Linked DNA regions of Mus musculus: region 2 is linked to region 1. The links are chromatin loops, found by intact Hi-C in ENCODE. Cell type or tissue: gastrocnemius. All regions are shown on one strand.

Region 1 (8,000 bases):
TGATCTACATGCACAGAAAATAAGTAACAAAATATTTTCTGAAGGATAAATACCAGTGAAAAGGGACCCTTAACTCTGTCTTGTGTCCAGCTCCTGGGAATCAACCATATCTCAACAAACCAACTCCTCCCTAAATATTTATTTATGCATCATCTTAGCCATGGCTACATCCCTAGCTGTTATCTGCTAACACACAAGCAAAGTGTTCACACTCACCATAAGCTCTGGATATGTGGGCCGTTCTTTGGAATTTTTCTTCAAGCTTAAAAAGAAAAAAATAAGCACATTAAAAATCTAGAAGACATTTGTATTTCACTGTTAGGATTTTAGAACCAGTGTAAAACTGTAACTATTTTTTTTTTTAATGCACAAAAACCAGGTCTCCTATACTAACTTCTATTGTAAATGTGAACTCTTAGAAACTATGTTTTAAACCATGTTGGGCTTGCTTTAACATGAATAAGTGTGTGTGTGTGTGTGTGTGTGTGTGTGTGTGTGTGTGTGTGTGTGTGTGTTTATTTTCCTTTAATACATTATGGTTGCCATTTAGTCTAATTTTCCTACCTATAATGACCACATCTCAAAACCTATCTGAACTTTCTTTCAAGGTAGCTTTTTATCCCACCTCCTGGAAAAGAAGTCGGCCCACGTTTCTTACAGGACACTAAGTGAGTCTCACTGCCTCCAACTGCAGACTCCTCCCTGTTTGTGGTTCCCTCTCATATAAAACTTGCTTCCCTATGTTCCTCCCCAAACCTGCCTGAGACAGAAGCCACAAACCTATATTTTACTAAGGAGGTGCTTCTTGTTCACTGTCTTGGTGGATAAGAAAGGAAAGCAAATTAGCAATGATTCTTAGAAATATTTTTGTGGTCACGCACTGCTGTCTAGTGGTCATTCTGTTCTCTGAATATTCCAACATTTTATAGCATTTGATACCAGAGGCAGTCCTCATAAAACTACAATGTGAAAGAGACCAACCCATCACCCCTGTCCTCAACCCACCCCTGAGTCTAAAATGGAAACAAGAAGAAAAACGGTTTATTTGATGTTTTAGTTCCAGCCGTGAATGGGGAGAGAGTTGTCTATGAACTCCGAGAACCACAGTGTGACAGCATATTGAGTCCCTGAGATTTGTGCTGATGGGTCCTTTTGAGCGAGTGAGATCCTGAGCATCTGACATGAGCTCTGCTACACCCACAGAAGCGAACCCCCATGAGGGGTGTAAAGTACAAAACCGTGGGAGAGTGACGTCACTGGGAGATGTTGAACTATAGGCTTATAGGCAAAATGAAATTCTCTTTAAAAATTCAAAGGAGGGAAAGCTTTTGAACCAAAACAAACTGAAAAGCAGCCCCACCAGTTTATTCCAGGCAATGCTGTGGGTAGAAGCCAGGGAACCTGTGACAGGCTACAGGCAGAGGTGAGGACAGAAGTGTCAACCTAGAACTGAGGGCAGACCTAGTACCTAATGGCCTCAGGAACCAGACAACCTATGAGAGAAAGTTCATCTCAACTTGGGATAAAAATGAGAGTGCGTTAGAAAGGAGAATCATTAACTGTCAGCGTGGGGCTGATACGAGAATGTGTACCTGGGTGAAATGAATGAGCTCTTAACCCACTGGTGGCCTTGCATATGCCTGTACCCTGAGAGTCCATGTCGGTGGTTCCCAATGGTAGCTACTCTGTACCTCCATCCCACAGGACATTTCTCAACGTCTTTGGTTGTCACAACTAGTTGGCGGTATCTGACAGCGGCAGAGGATGTTGCTAAGCATCCTTCAGTGTGCAAGCCTGTCTTCCACAACAAAAGCAGTCCAGTTGGAAATGCCATTGGTGCAGACACCAAGAGGGCAAGAATACTTGGACTGTGGGTAATTGGCTGGCCCTCTTTAAAACCCACTTGCTCTACCCTTCTCCCAATTGGAATGCAGTCATAAGAACCATCTCCACGAGGCTTACATGACATTTGTTTATATTCCCATCACGACTACCTCATGCCTCCTATCTCTGTCTTCCATCTTCCTAGGAACAAAAGGTTGTCTAAATTCAAGTATCAGTTTATCTGAGAAATAAGTGCAGAAGAAATATCCTCTGGGGACATTGTTACCTCACTTACAAATCCTAGATTTTTTTTTTTTTTACATATACAGAAGCCTCAAATATCCAGCTATTATTCAAAGCAAATCTGAACCCAGAATTCTCCTCCCTTGGTTAAACAATTTAACTTCTTAAGTCAATAAAATAACACAAATAAATACAACACTAAAACTACACATAATATTCAAGGGATTAAATAGGATATCTGAGGGGCCAGCAAGATGGTTCAGCCGGTAACAGGCACTTGCTGCCAAGCCTGGAAATCTGAGTTTGATTCCTGGAGCCCATAGAGTGGGAGAGAACAGACCCCCGTAAGTTACCCCCTGACCTCCATCAGTGCACCACGGTATCAACCAATGACCTCCATGGCAGCACTGATGTTTGGCCCCTGTTTACTGTATAATAGAAGGATTCTTTCTTCCTGGCTGGCTAAAAGCTCTAAAGATTCATTGTGGCATCGCAGAGAGAATCCCAGACCTTGTGCAGATTAGGCAAGCACTCTATGACCAAGCTACATCTTCGGTCCCTGCCTCGGCTTTCAAGTTTTAAGTAAAAGCAACCATGAGACAGGACATTTTTCTCCCCAGAACGTTTGCAAAATTTGCAAAATTTCCTCTCTGCTTTGATCCATCTTTAAAAAAATTTTTTTTCAGGAAAAATCACTTTAGTTGATCAAGCACAAAGTATTTAAGATCTGTCAGACCTCAGAGGCTGTGTTCAACTGCCCAGTAAGCTACCCCTTGACTTACAGCCCCTAATCAGAGGGAAAGTTTGCCCCCGACTATAGAATTCTAACAAAAGGGTCTTTCACAGCGGCCAGCCATGGTAATGATGCCTGTAATTCCAGCACTCAGGAGGCTGAAGCAGGAGGGTTACAGAATCAAAGCCAGCCTGGGCTACAGAGAGACTTTTAGGACAGCCTAGTATATATATAGTTAAACCTTATTGAAAAAGAAAGGAATAACAGAGGGGGGCAAGAGGTTAGAGAAGAGGGAGGTAGAGAAGGAGGGAGGGAAGTGGAGAGGGAGAAGGTGAGGGGGGAGGAAGGGAGAAAGGAAAGAAAGCAAGCAAAGGAAGACTATTTGTTAAATTAGTATAATGGATATAGCCTATTCCCTCCATATCTTAAATCAAAAACACTTCAAAAGAAGCACTAAGAATAGTAAAATACCCAAGATAAAGTTGGGGTGGAAGCAAATTTTCCATGTTTAGTAGAAAATGTTTGAAACTCAATATAAAATAACAACCTCGGAGTTCAAAGGTACACCACTTTCCTCTTGGATGGGATCTGGCTTTTGGATGTTCAAGTGGCTTGTCATTTTCAAGTGTGCAATTAGCTAACTTCTCTAATTCCTCTTCCAAATGCCACAACACAGGCTCCTGACCATGGCTGGCACGACAAACCCAATCCACGCTGCCTTGAGAATTGCCAGCTTGCAGTTCATGCTGACCAGGAGCTCTCTGCCTATTTGAGCTCCCCCACCCCCATGTCCACCCCCACCCCCCCGATCATTTCCAAGAAGGGCTATTTGGTGCAGTCCACAGAATAAAAACACAGTGCGCCTCCGAAGCCATACATTTGTCAAAAGATAAATAAATACCTACTGCCTCTTTTACTTTCCTGTTCTGAACAAACAGACAATGCTTAATCGACTGTTTGATTTTTAGCTACTCTGAGTCAGACAGTATTGACATCTGGACGGGCCTCCAACACACTTGGGTACGGCACCAGGCTAGCCGGCTGGGCACTGAGACTCCAAAGTAGGCCTGGAGGAAATGCAAACATAAGTCTAACTATTCTAGCAGCAGGCAATGTATTCTAGTGGCTTGCCTGTGTCAACACATGTGAAAAGGTTAGAGAGAAAACTACTGGGCCAGAGAGCAGGCTCGGGACATAAAGTGCTCACCCCATAAGCATGAAGACCCAAGGTTGACCCCCAAAACCCACATAAAAAGCCAAGAGCAGCAACACACACTTCTAATCTTAGCTCTGGGGAGGTATGGATAGGAAAATCCTTGGGCTTCATGACTGGGCAGCCTAATTGAATAAAAGACCCTGCCTCAAATCATGAGGTGGTCATACTCAAGAAAGGACGCCTGAGGTCGGCCTTGGCTCCCCTCACAGGCACACACACCATCTATATACCACAAGAGCATACACAGCATATGTGTATGAACACCTATATATACTCAAACACATGTACAATATATATACATTATACAATATGTATACATTATTTATATATACATATGTATATATAGTGTGTATTCCATATAGATATGTGTGTGTTTATGATCTATCTGCTAAGATCTTATTTTTAAAAAGGAAATCATATTAAGCCTTCTACAAGACTAGACTATAAGAACTTTCTATTACAAACATGAAAAAACAAGGCCTTTTGGTCATGTGGTGGTTTGAGAGATGTACGTACACACACACACACACACACACACACACACACACACACACACACACCATAGTCTCACACGTTTCAATAGTTGGGCTGTACTCGGTGGCACTGTTTGGGATGGTTTTGAAGGTGTGTCCTTGCTGGAGGAAGTATACCACAGGGGATGGCTTCAAGAACTTAGGGTCTCACCCTACTCCCGGCTCACTCTCTCTCGGCTTCCTGCTTGAGATTCGAGACATGCGCCCTTGGCTTTTTTTGCTCCAGCTACCAAGTCTGCTGCCTGCTGCTTGCTCTGCCTCCCCGATGATAGACTTATCCCTCCAAACCCATGAACTCTTTCTTCCATGTTTCCTTGAGTTTGGTCTTTTATGTAACATGTAACTAATACAGGTCAGTACGGCCCACCTTGGAAGTTCCTTAAAATCTCAATGATAAAAACATGTACTGGGGAAAAGAAGCAGCCTTCGGCTGTGCTTTTTTTAAAATAAATACATAAAGGAGGTATTTTTAAATTACTGTTTCTTTGTTTTTGCTCTGAAATACTTCAAGATATGGACATAGGCAAAAGACTCCAAAACCACAGAAAATAATCCCAAGAGCTGATGAGTGGGATTACATGAAATTTAAAAGTTTCCATGCAACAAAGTAAATCATTATCAGAGTGAAAAGGACAGCCAACAGGAGAAAAATCGTTGCCATCTATACACTGGACAAGGATTCGCTTCCTCTACTACATAATGGTACATTTTAAATGCCCAGATAAATAAATCTTCCAACCGATAAACAGGCTAAGGGACCAAATAGGTAACTCTCAAAAGAAGAAACGGGAATGGCCAATAAACACTCAGGTCTCAGCCTGCTTAGCTATCCCAGAATGCCAGAGTAGCAGTACTTTGAGATTCCATCTCATCTCAGCTTGGTGCCTCTCGCCTCTAAAAGGGACAGAAAGAATGCACAAGCCAGAGGTCAAGGAGAGAGTCGTGAGGTACTGGGTTCTGCCAGAGGTCAGGGAGAGAGTTGTGAGGTACTGGGTTCTGCAAGTGGCACGGCTTTTGCACACACCCACTTATAGCAGCAAGAAGACCTGAGGAACAAGACATTCCAGTGTGGCTGTGGAAGGGGTCCCTGGGAGACCCCACCGCTCGTGGGGGGACCTGTGTAGTTAGTGGCTGCAAAGGGAGGGGGGTCACTCTTGTTTGAAGACCAATGGCACTAACTGGACTTAGGGGTTGTTCAGGAGGGGAGAGGGCGCATTTTTATGAAAGATGCCCAACAACACTGTCCTAGAGCCCAGTACTCCAGTTCTCTCTGGTCTTTCGGCCAAAATTAAAACTCAGAATAAGCCACCAGGGTAGCCTTGTAAAACACTAAGGGAAAGCACCAGGATGGGGATGCGGATGCAGATGGGTGAGCACCAAGTACCGGTCCAAGAGCCTTAAGCAACCAAGCATTGCCCAGTGTCATCACGGTCCCCAGTAAAAACTGTATTTGGAACACCACGTCCAAAGGAGCAAGGAGACCAAAGGTGTGTTGCTTCGGTATCCTCTGTACCTCGGGGCCCTTCCCAGGTCTAGGTCAATTCACGCAGCGAGTCTGAGCAGGAATGACTCCCTCCACGAGACACAGCTGGAATCAGAGCCAGCTCTGACCCACCCACTCGCTCGAAGTTTCCATCTGCTTTCACAGGATAGCTGTCTAAACTAACTGGGTTCCACTCGGGCTGCCCTCTTGACATCCTCCTCCCAGCTGCATCCGCGGCTGCCACTACTGTCACGTGACGACGCTAAGCATCGTGGCCGCGGTGCAGACAGAAATCATGTGAGTACCTGGAAGATATTGTGTCCTCTTTTATCCTCTCTGACTATACTAGTCATTTCCTTCTCTCTCCGTGCTCCAGCCCTCTTTGGATTAGCCTCCAAACCCCCGGCAGTACCTATTATGCCTACCGGGACAAGTCCATCCACAGATAACATGGGTTCTGCAGAAGGCAAAGTTCTGCAGGACTTGGAAGCATCCGGGAAACATTCTTGAATGTCCAACAATCTTCTTAGTCCCAGAGACTCTTGACATCTATCCCCCACCCCTAGCTTTCCAGTAGGCCTTGCTAAACTTTGGCTCTATGCTGTAGTCAATATCCAACTCCTTACAGCTGTTACTGGAATAAAATACCATAATAGAACATGACTTAAAAGAGAAATGATTTATCTCGGCTCACAATTCTAGGCTACAGTCCAGCGCTGCAGGAAGTCGTGGCAGCGGGAACGTAAACCTTATTCATTCGGGTCTAGAGCAGAGAGAAACGAACGCATGCGTGCTTCGAGTACATAACTCCATTTCTCCCTCATACAGTCCGGGAGCCAAACCCTGGCAATGGCACCATTTCCTCTTAGGCTAGATCCTTGCACATCAGTTAACATAATCAAAGCAATCCCCCACAGACTGTCCACAGGCCAACCTGTTCTAAACAACAGAGACTCCAGATTGTACGAGGGTGGAAGTTAAACTAACTGACCATCACGAGGTCCTAGAGAGAGGGGTCTTTCTTGCTTTAGTGACGCAATCCTTCCAATGGGAAGACCTCTCCTTCCTGACTCACCTTAGCTAGGGAAATGCCTCGCATGGCCTCTGCTCAGGATTTATTTCCTCCGAAACAAAAATAACCCCATCTGACTTTGCATCCTCCAAATACTTATGTATCTCACTCTATCCGGTCTTGCCAATCATAGTACTTTCAAGTAAATATTGACTTGAGTGCGCTTCCGTACTAGCCTTGGAACTAGGAGTAGAGGCCAGGGCTATGTTCTGCAGCCCAGAGGACATGCTCCGTGGATGCTTCTGGAATGAGCGTATGTGATGGATCAGACCCCACCGGGGAGAGTCATGAGAGCGGCTCGTCGTCTTTGGCATAGATCTGTGAGTGCAGGGTTCTCTTACCACTGTGAGGTAAAGTCAACAAAGTCCGCGGAGAACTTGTCTGCTGGGAGCTGAGGAGAGGGCTCTTCGACCACCTGCTTTAGCTGCTGGAAGGGCGTTCCCCAAGAATCATAAGGAAACCGAAGGATGGCCAGCTCGATCTAAACAGAGGGAAGGGAGGGGTGGCAACATTTTAAGAAATGCTCATTAGGAAGCAGCTGTGTTTCCTTTTAGAAAGACCAGAGGTGACGCTCAAATATAATTAGGGAAGAAAGCCAAGCTAATGACCCATTCTCGCAAAATCTTAGTGCCTCCTGCTTTTTAAAATATTGTCTTGCCAGTGGCAGATATTTAAACCTATCTAAATAAATGAGCTCCTTGATAACACCCGGGCCTATTTCATAAAAACTTATCAGCCAAGAGCATTAAAGTTCAACACAGGAAACAACCAGTTTTTCAAATATGTGGCCAGACTAGGAAAGCGTAAAGACTTTGGCAGCACTGTGCCTCTGCTGCCACCTACAGGTCTCTTGGTGAAATGGAAAATTAAAAAAAAAAAAAAAAAGTTACCCAGGA
Region 2 (8,000 bases), 540 kb before region 1:
TGGTTGTAATAAATGACCTAATAAAGGTAGAGTTAGAATCTCTGGCAGAGGTAGAAATTCTTGCTCATTTGGCTACTAAAGTCATGGGGAAAAAGTCTTTACTCCAATGGTAGTCTAACCCCTTATATCTAGATCCTTGCAATTAATGCTTCAATCACAGATAAAATCATTTCTTGATCACTGAAGTCTTAACACCCGTGTTACTTACAAAATATGAAACAGGAGCACATAGAATGTTAGATACTTTATTCATAGGATAAGTTTTTAGTAAGCTTCAAAAAACAAATAAAGGTGAAGGAAAATCCTGATCCCCAATGCTGGGGCTGTTACTTCAGGGATAGGAAGTAAGAGCCTTTTGTGTATAAAGCCCTGGTCTCAATCATTAGCAATGATAAATAAATAAATAAATAAATAAATAAATAAATAAATAAATAAATAGAGAGGGAATAGGGATGATGCTAAACCTCCCCCAAAATTGAAATTAGCAGTAACATTAAGAAATTAAGACTTATTTGTTATTTATCTATTAGTTTATTTACGACGTATGAACAGACAATAACGTGAGAAGAGTTAATGGGCAATGAGCAGAGCATGCCTTCTCTGTGCTGTTAGATAGGACATGGGTACAACATCCCCAATCTTCATCCCACAGTGACCCACACACATGAGGGCTGATTAGGTCCCAGACTCAAGGGTCTTGATCCTTTTCTTTTTCCTGTTTACCAGAGGTTGAAGTGCAGAAAAGCCATGTCCAGCTCTTTACATTTCTGTACCACATGTTGGTCAGCCAACAAGGTGGTTTATGGGTAGAATTTGTGTTCTTCAACCTCCATCCCAACAGTTATTTGGTGACCAATTTTCAATTCTCCTATCTCAAACTCAGAGCTCTGGGATTACAGGTATGACCTTTCAACCCAGTTCCAGTCTTGTTGCTTTTCCCTTAATCCACTCAAGTTCCAAATCTCTAGGATGAGTTTGAGTATGTAAATTTTGCCTGCCCCCTTACATTTCTGATGATTCTCTTCATTATCCTATGATTATCATACTCCTCGCTGAACTTAAAAAAAAAAAGAAAAGAAAAGAAAAAAGGAAGAAAGAAAGAAAGAAAGAAAGAAAGAAAGAAAGAAAGAAAGAAAGGAAGGAAGGAAGGAAGGAAGGAAGGAAGGAAGGAAGGAAGGAAGGAAGGAAGGAAGGAAGGAAGGAAGGAAGGAATCCAGCTGTTGATGTTGTTTCCTTGTGGTATCTGCAGCTAAGGTGGTATGCCACTGTCTACTACTTATGAACCAGGTCATTAGTATTCTTCCTCCTGTGTTCAAAGGGTTGTTGTTTGTTTCTCTTTCACTTTTTCTCCTACTTGAACTATTCTCCCCCAGCAGGTCACCGTTCCCATTTGTTCATAAATACAATACACTACCTCCCAACTGACAAGAGAAAGGAATTTAGAAATAAAAAGATGTAAGTGATCATCTATCTCTCAAGCATTGGTATTTGGGGGAGGAGGGACTTTTATTTTGATACCTGTATTTTTCAAAAGTTGTCTCCACATTCTCACCTCTCTGTCAGTACAGCTCTTCAGTCAGACACCTCAGGCATTTTTATTTCAAAGACAGTGTAGTTGTATCATATCAAGCCACTCCTCTCTATGTCGTATTGTATTCTTTATCTGGGTTTTAAGCAACTCTTCTTCTCTTGTGCCTCCTCATTGTTCTTTAATACATCACTTTTTGTCTGAATCACACAGCACTCAAGGGTCTTGGCTTATACATTTCTGATTCCCTTTTGCTATTAGATTCTTAGATCTAAACCAGACTTACATTGTTAGGCAAGTACTCATGCAAATACCTTTTAAATTTGTAACTTCGGGTCTTGCACTCTCCCACAATACCAAGTTCACACATCTTCTTTCTACTTTTACCTCCCATTTGGTATTAGCTACATATTAAAACACATCCCATTCAAAACACATTTCCCCCGGTTCTAGAGTCTTGAATTCTGCATCAGGCACTTGTTCTTGTTTGGAATTCTCAGGTCTCTGCACATTTAACTCTCTCATGTCTGGGTGTTTGAGCCCATTGTACCACAAATGGGTAAATTCCTTTAAACAAATAACTCTGACATAAATATGTATATTGTTTCTGTCTTTCTTACTTCAGGTTGCAAAAGGGCAAGACTTGTTTCTATTCAGTTCATTATTGCTTTACAATGTCTGTGAATGACTCAACATACTGTTTTCATACTTAATATATAATGAATACATAAAAATGGTATTATTTTTTAAAATTGCATACCCGTACCAGTTAAAGGAATTTCACTTTTCTTATCAGCTATGTTAAGTCCAACTTGTAACTCAAAGGTAAGAAAATGATGAAGTGTGAAGGTGAAGAGATGAAGGAAGGAACTAAGAATGGGAAGAAGGAAGGGGGAGGGGGAGAGGGAAGAGGAGGAGAGGGAGGACAGGTGATGGAGAGGAGAAGAGGGGGAGAAATAATTGTGCTGCAGAAAGATAATTTGTATTCATTGCCATGAATTCTGAGTAAGAATTTAGAAGTGGAAGGCCTGAATTCTTTAATTAGTTTTGCCACTTAATAACCTATAACTACAGGCAGGGCCTCCTTCTTCAGTATGTTATGTGGATAATGATAAGGCAACTGGTTGAAAGTTTAAATGGAAAGTTTTAATTCGAGATTCTCTTTTAAAATTCTTGAGATACAGCTCTAGTTTATTGTTATATTAGATCTATAAACAAGGCTGTTAGAGTGTCTTAAGATACTAAATGGTTGCGATTTTAAAACTCCTCACTTTTTTCATATAACAAAAACAAAATAGGCTTTATATATTAGGCAATTTCCCCAGTTTTTAAAAGTATGTTTTAATTTATTTTTTTAAATTTTATTTTCAGTTTTTTTGTATATTTTTATTTTTTAATTTACATTTTAGGTAAACTTATTTACATTTTAAGTAAACTATAATTACATCAGTTGCAATGCTTTTATATTTGATGCATCACTTTAATTGTCATAATCTTGTATGGAGTTGCTTTAATCCCCATTTAACAGAACAGAAAGGCTTTAAACATTTGCATTCATTTGCCTGAGGCCACATGGGGGATCCAAAGAGTTTGGATTCACATCAAGATCACTGACTATTATAGGTTTTAGTGTAAACTAGATGGTAAAAACAAAAAGAGAGCAACTGAGAAATGAAAATACAGAGGGAGTCTAAGGCATGCATGAACCAAATAGAGAGGGCTCACGATTCAGTTACATCTATCTGTAGCGGTGATTAAAAAATAAAAACACTTTAACAAATGCAACTTACGGGAGAAAGGGGTTATTCCAGCTCATAGTTAAAGGTACAGTCAACTGTAGTAAGAGGCTGAAGGTATCCAGGTCTTCCATTAGCCGGTCACATGAATCCCAGAGTCCGGAAACAGAGAGAAGGGAATATATTCTAATGCTAAGTCCTCCTTCTCCATTTATACTCTTTACAGTTCTAGTCAGGGAGTGGTCACCACCCGCTGTGGATGGATCACCTCCTCACTTAACACAACAAAGATGATAAACAGGCAGACACAAACTCACTCAGTGGTGATTCTAGTTTCTATCAAGTTGATAGTTAACATTGTCTCAAGAGGGAATGAACAGGATAGACATAATGTCAAAGAAACAGAGATAGAGACCAAAGATGGGTGGACGAACAGATGGATGGAGGTACAGACAGATAGACAGACAGATGGATGGACATGCGGGTGGATACTTAAAGTCAATGTTAACACGATAATATACCTGGGATGTTCTCTCTATATACCTCTATCTCTTTCTCCATTCTGTATCTCCCACACACTTCTCTCTTCTCTCTTTCCTCCATAAAGTGAGAGAGTTGTTGGACTTTACTGTTATCTAATACTTTGATCCTTGTCTGTATATGCCAAAGCAAACAGGCTTTGATGCAGTAAGACCATAACTATTTCATTTCTCAATTTGAAAATATAATATTTACTCCCTAGCAAGCAGGACTCTGTAGGCAAATGGACCGTCCTATCTTTCTCCACTCTTCAGCTCTGGATGCTGACAAAGTTGGAATTTAGAAGACAAGACGGAACAAAAATATTCTGTAAGCAAGTACTACAGATCTGTGAAGTACATACAATTTACTGGAGTGGAATGAGCATGCCTACAAAGCAAATCCTACTCAGTAATGAGAATTGTGATTTGTAAGCTATTTCCCCTCTGTGTGTGTGCATGATCATTCTGTAATTTACTGGTGATTACTACATACGTTCTGACTACTTTTCTTGTAATAAATAGAACTATTAATTATTAGATTCTCGATGGACACTATCCAGACATCCTTGACTATATATGTAGACCCAGAAAAACAGCCTGTGTGAACTCCAGTTTCTTCTTCTAATGTAATCTAGGTTGAGGAAGCCAAGGGAAGAGAGAGAACATGTAATCCATACTTAGACAGGGCCACACTTGCCTTCAGTGCGTACTACTTTCTGCCTTGAATGGTCACACTTTGATTATAGCTATTACTGCTAAAATGCACTCCAAATTGGAGAGGAGGGGAAAAAAACCAAGAAACCGAAAACCATACCAGATTTACTTCATGGGAAAACTTGTGTTGTCTTGTAACCACAAGGTGGCGCAATAGGGACCAAGAATGCTCAACCCCTAATAGAAAAGCAATTACTAGAGACATTTTCATAATAATTATTAATACTATTATTATCCCAGCATGGGAGGGGAACGATTAATTAAGCCCCACCCATAGCTGGGGAGCTACTGGCAAGTGGTGGCTTCTAGAAGAGGGAGAATCAGTTTGCTTCAGGGATGAGGACCGTGAGAGACTACCCAAGGCCCTGCAAAGGGTCCTACATCCATGTAAATGCAGTCAGTACTAAGTGGATGTAGTGGCTTTTAAAAGTAGCACGTGAAGTTGTCAAGGAACGATGGAGAGTTCTGGAAAAGAAGCTAGAGATCCAGGGCTGAGGGGTGGGTTTGGTCGAAGCATGTTACATGGATACATGAAACTCTCAAGCAGTAAAAATGAAATTTGAGAATAGCATAAACAGAAGTTTGTACGGTGGATGACCTCTCTTGGTTCATGTCACATATATAAGTTGTCCTTATCACAGCACTCATGCTGTTTCTTAGAATTTCCTCTCATTGTGGTGGATAAGCGGTATTCCCATCTTTTCCACATTCAGACTTTGTGGTCTTTATATAAACTACTCAAGGAACATAGATGTACTATCATAGAAAAGGATGGGAAAATAGATCAGAAAAACAAGATCAGCAATGATCACATTAACTACACTGTCAAGTTCTTACTGTGTACATTACATGATCAGATCATGGTAGGTTACTCATTAAAGGAAGACTCCCAACTGTACAGAGAGGAACTGGACACTGGAAATGTCCAGGTAAATTCACATTGAGCCAGAATTCTGAGAAGAGAGATCATAGGCTACATACTCCCTCTATTGGCATTGTCCTACCGATGTCCTAGAAAGTAGTTGGCTAATCAGAATTAGGAATTTATCTCTACAGGTATAGAAGTCCAAGATCAAGCCAGAGTGTATCTGACCCATGAAGAATGCTTCTCTCTGAACCCCACACAGTGGGAGGAGCAAGGAGTCCCTGGTCTGTTCTACAAGAGCACTGTCATCTCTTGTGAAGTCTCTTGACTTCACTTTGGACCAAGGACTCATCTCTCACTGCTATCAACTTGGGCATTGAGATCTCCTACATAGGACTATTAGGGGCACATAGACACATACACCAGAGGAATATACTAGCAACAGTCAGCATAAAGAGTGAGGGAAGGCAAGCAACAAACAAAGTGGGCAAGATGAGAAGTAGAGTGAGGAAGAACCATGACAACTGATGGCCATAAGGAACCCAGAAATATTCAAAGGAATATCTGTATTATAAGTATTCCAAAAGAGTTGAGCAGAGAAATTGGACCATTTTCCCTCAGATTCATAATTCATCATTGATAGGACTGAGACATGAATCTATTTCACTTGGAATCAGAGCCATCAACATCCATTTAGACACATGGCTTCAAACGTTAACCACTGCATCAAGAAGAAATCATGAACATTTAACAATTGTGACAAATATTACCTAACATTTTTATCATTTCGTCATTTGAGAATTTCATTCACATATATTATGTGTTTTGATCACTTTGCCTTTTTTGTCTCCCCTGTGCCCTGAGATGGCTTTCCCCTCACATCTCCATGTGCTGTCTCTCTTTTTGTTTTAGTCCACTGAATCCACTTAGTGTTGGCTGTATGTGCACAGTCATAGAACCATCTACTGGAGCATAGATACCCTTTAAGAGACTGAATCCTTGAAGGAAACTTCTTCTTTCCCTCCCAAAAGCAATCAACTGCTAAAGACATCTCTGCTAGGGCTGGAAATTTGTGGGTTCTTTCTCCACCCAAACATTACTGTTCAGTACCTGTCTTTGTCAGGGTTTCTATTCCTGCACAAACATCATGACCAAGAAGTAAGTTGGGGAGGAAAGGGTTTATTCAGCTTACACTTCCACACTGCTGTTATAACCAAAGAAAGTCAGGACTGGAACTCAAGCAGGTTAGGAAGCAGGAGCTGATGCAGAGGACATGGAGGGATGTTACTTACTGGCTTGCTTCCACTGGCTTGCTTCCCCTGGCTTGCTCAGCCTGCTCTCTTATAGAACCCAAGACTACCAGCCCAGAGATAGTCCCACCCACAAAGGGACCTCCCCCCTTGATCACTAATTGAGAAAATACCTTATGGCTGGATCTCATGGAGCCATTTCCTCAACTGAAGCTCCTTTCTCTGTGATAATTCCAGCTTGTGTCAAGTTGACACAAAACTTGCCAGTACAATTGACCCATTGTCAACTTGACACACAAACACATTACTAGTAAGCCTCAACCCTTAGTTTCTTATTCATCCCCAAGATATAAACAACTTTAAAAGTCCCACAGTCTTTACATATTAAAAGTTCAATCATTTTAAAATATCCAGTATCTTTTAAAATCCAAAGTCTTTTTACAATCAAAAGTCTCTTAACTGTGGGATCCACTAAAATATTTTCTTCCTTCAAGAGGGAAAAATATCAGCCGGGTGTGGTGGCGCACGCCTTTAATCCCAGCACTCAGGAGGCAGAGGCAGGCAGATTTCTGAGTTCAAGACCAGCCTGGTCTACAAAGTGAGTTCCAGGACAGCCAGGGCTATACAGAGAAACCCTGTCTTGAAAAACCAAAAAAGGTGGGGGGGTTGATATCAAAAGCAAAAATTAAACTCCAACTGTCCAATGTCTGGGATCCAACTCACAATCTTCTGGGTTCCTACAAGGGCTTGGATCACTTCTCCAGCCCTGTCCTTCATAGCACACAGCTTTTCCTCTAGGCTCCAGATATCTGTACTCCATTGCTGCTGCTCTTGGTGGTCATTCATGGTCCTGGAATCTCCAAAACACTGCATGACCCCTTCAGTCCTGGTCCATCAATTGAAACTGAGGCTGCACTTTCACCAATGGCCTTCCATGGCCTCTCACAGTGCCGAGCCTCAGCTGCTCTTCATGACCCCTTCATGCCTTCAAAACCAGTACCACCTGGGTGACTCTTATACATTACTAAGTCCTGCTGCAGCACAAGGTACAACTTTGGCCATCTCTGGAACACAGCCTCTTTGTGATTTTGGGAAAACACTTCCCAGAAAATGTCACCTCAAAGATTCTGGTCTTTTCTTAATCACAGCTAAATTTTTTCCTCTAGCTAACCAGCATCAATAGTCCCAGTAATGCAAAGTTTTTGCTTTAGTAGTTCTGGTATCTTGTTAATAACAGCTGATTCTTCAGCCCAAGCTAACCACAACCACAGAATCTTCACAATCAAAATAGCAATGGCCCCGATAAGAGTTTTTAATCTTCCCTCTGAAATTTCACAAGCCAGGCCTCCATCTTCTGCACTGTTCTCAGCATTATCTTCCAAGCTT

Evidence for each region. A loop is a pair of places that touch in the nucleus more often than their neighbours do. Peaks named below come from ENCODE experiments on the same cell type or tissue, not always from the same donor. Only the 100,000 strongest peaks of a DNase experiment are listed, where the experiment ranks them.
Region 2: it touches region 1 in a loop (4-fold over the local background); 5 of 42 quality-filtered maps call a loop at or near these places.

The regions. Positions count from the first base shown.
Region 1 is chr11:110,498,968-110,506,967 of GRCm38, reverse strand. It overlaps Map2k6 (mitogen-activated protein kinase kinase 6), which reads right to left. Exons shown (of 12, transcript NM_011943.3): 10 at 7,446-7,585; 11 at 217-262. Among named protein-coding and RNA genes, the nearest start is that of Gm39446, 26 kb to the right of the region's middle. In gastrocnemius, no CTCF peak of the experiment used is centred here; no DNase peak of the experiment used is centred here; H3K4me3 peaks cover 355 bases; H3K27ac peaks cover 1,592 bases.
Region 2 is chr11:111,039,037-111,047,036 of GRCm38, reverse strand. No RefSeq gene overlaps it. Among named protein-coding and RNA genes, the nearest start is that of Kcnj2, 23 kb to the left of the region's middle. In gastrocnemius, a CTCF peak has its summit at 4,645 (motif pointing right); a DNase peak (open chromatin) is centred at 4,650.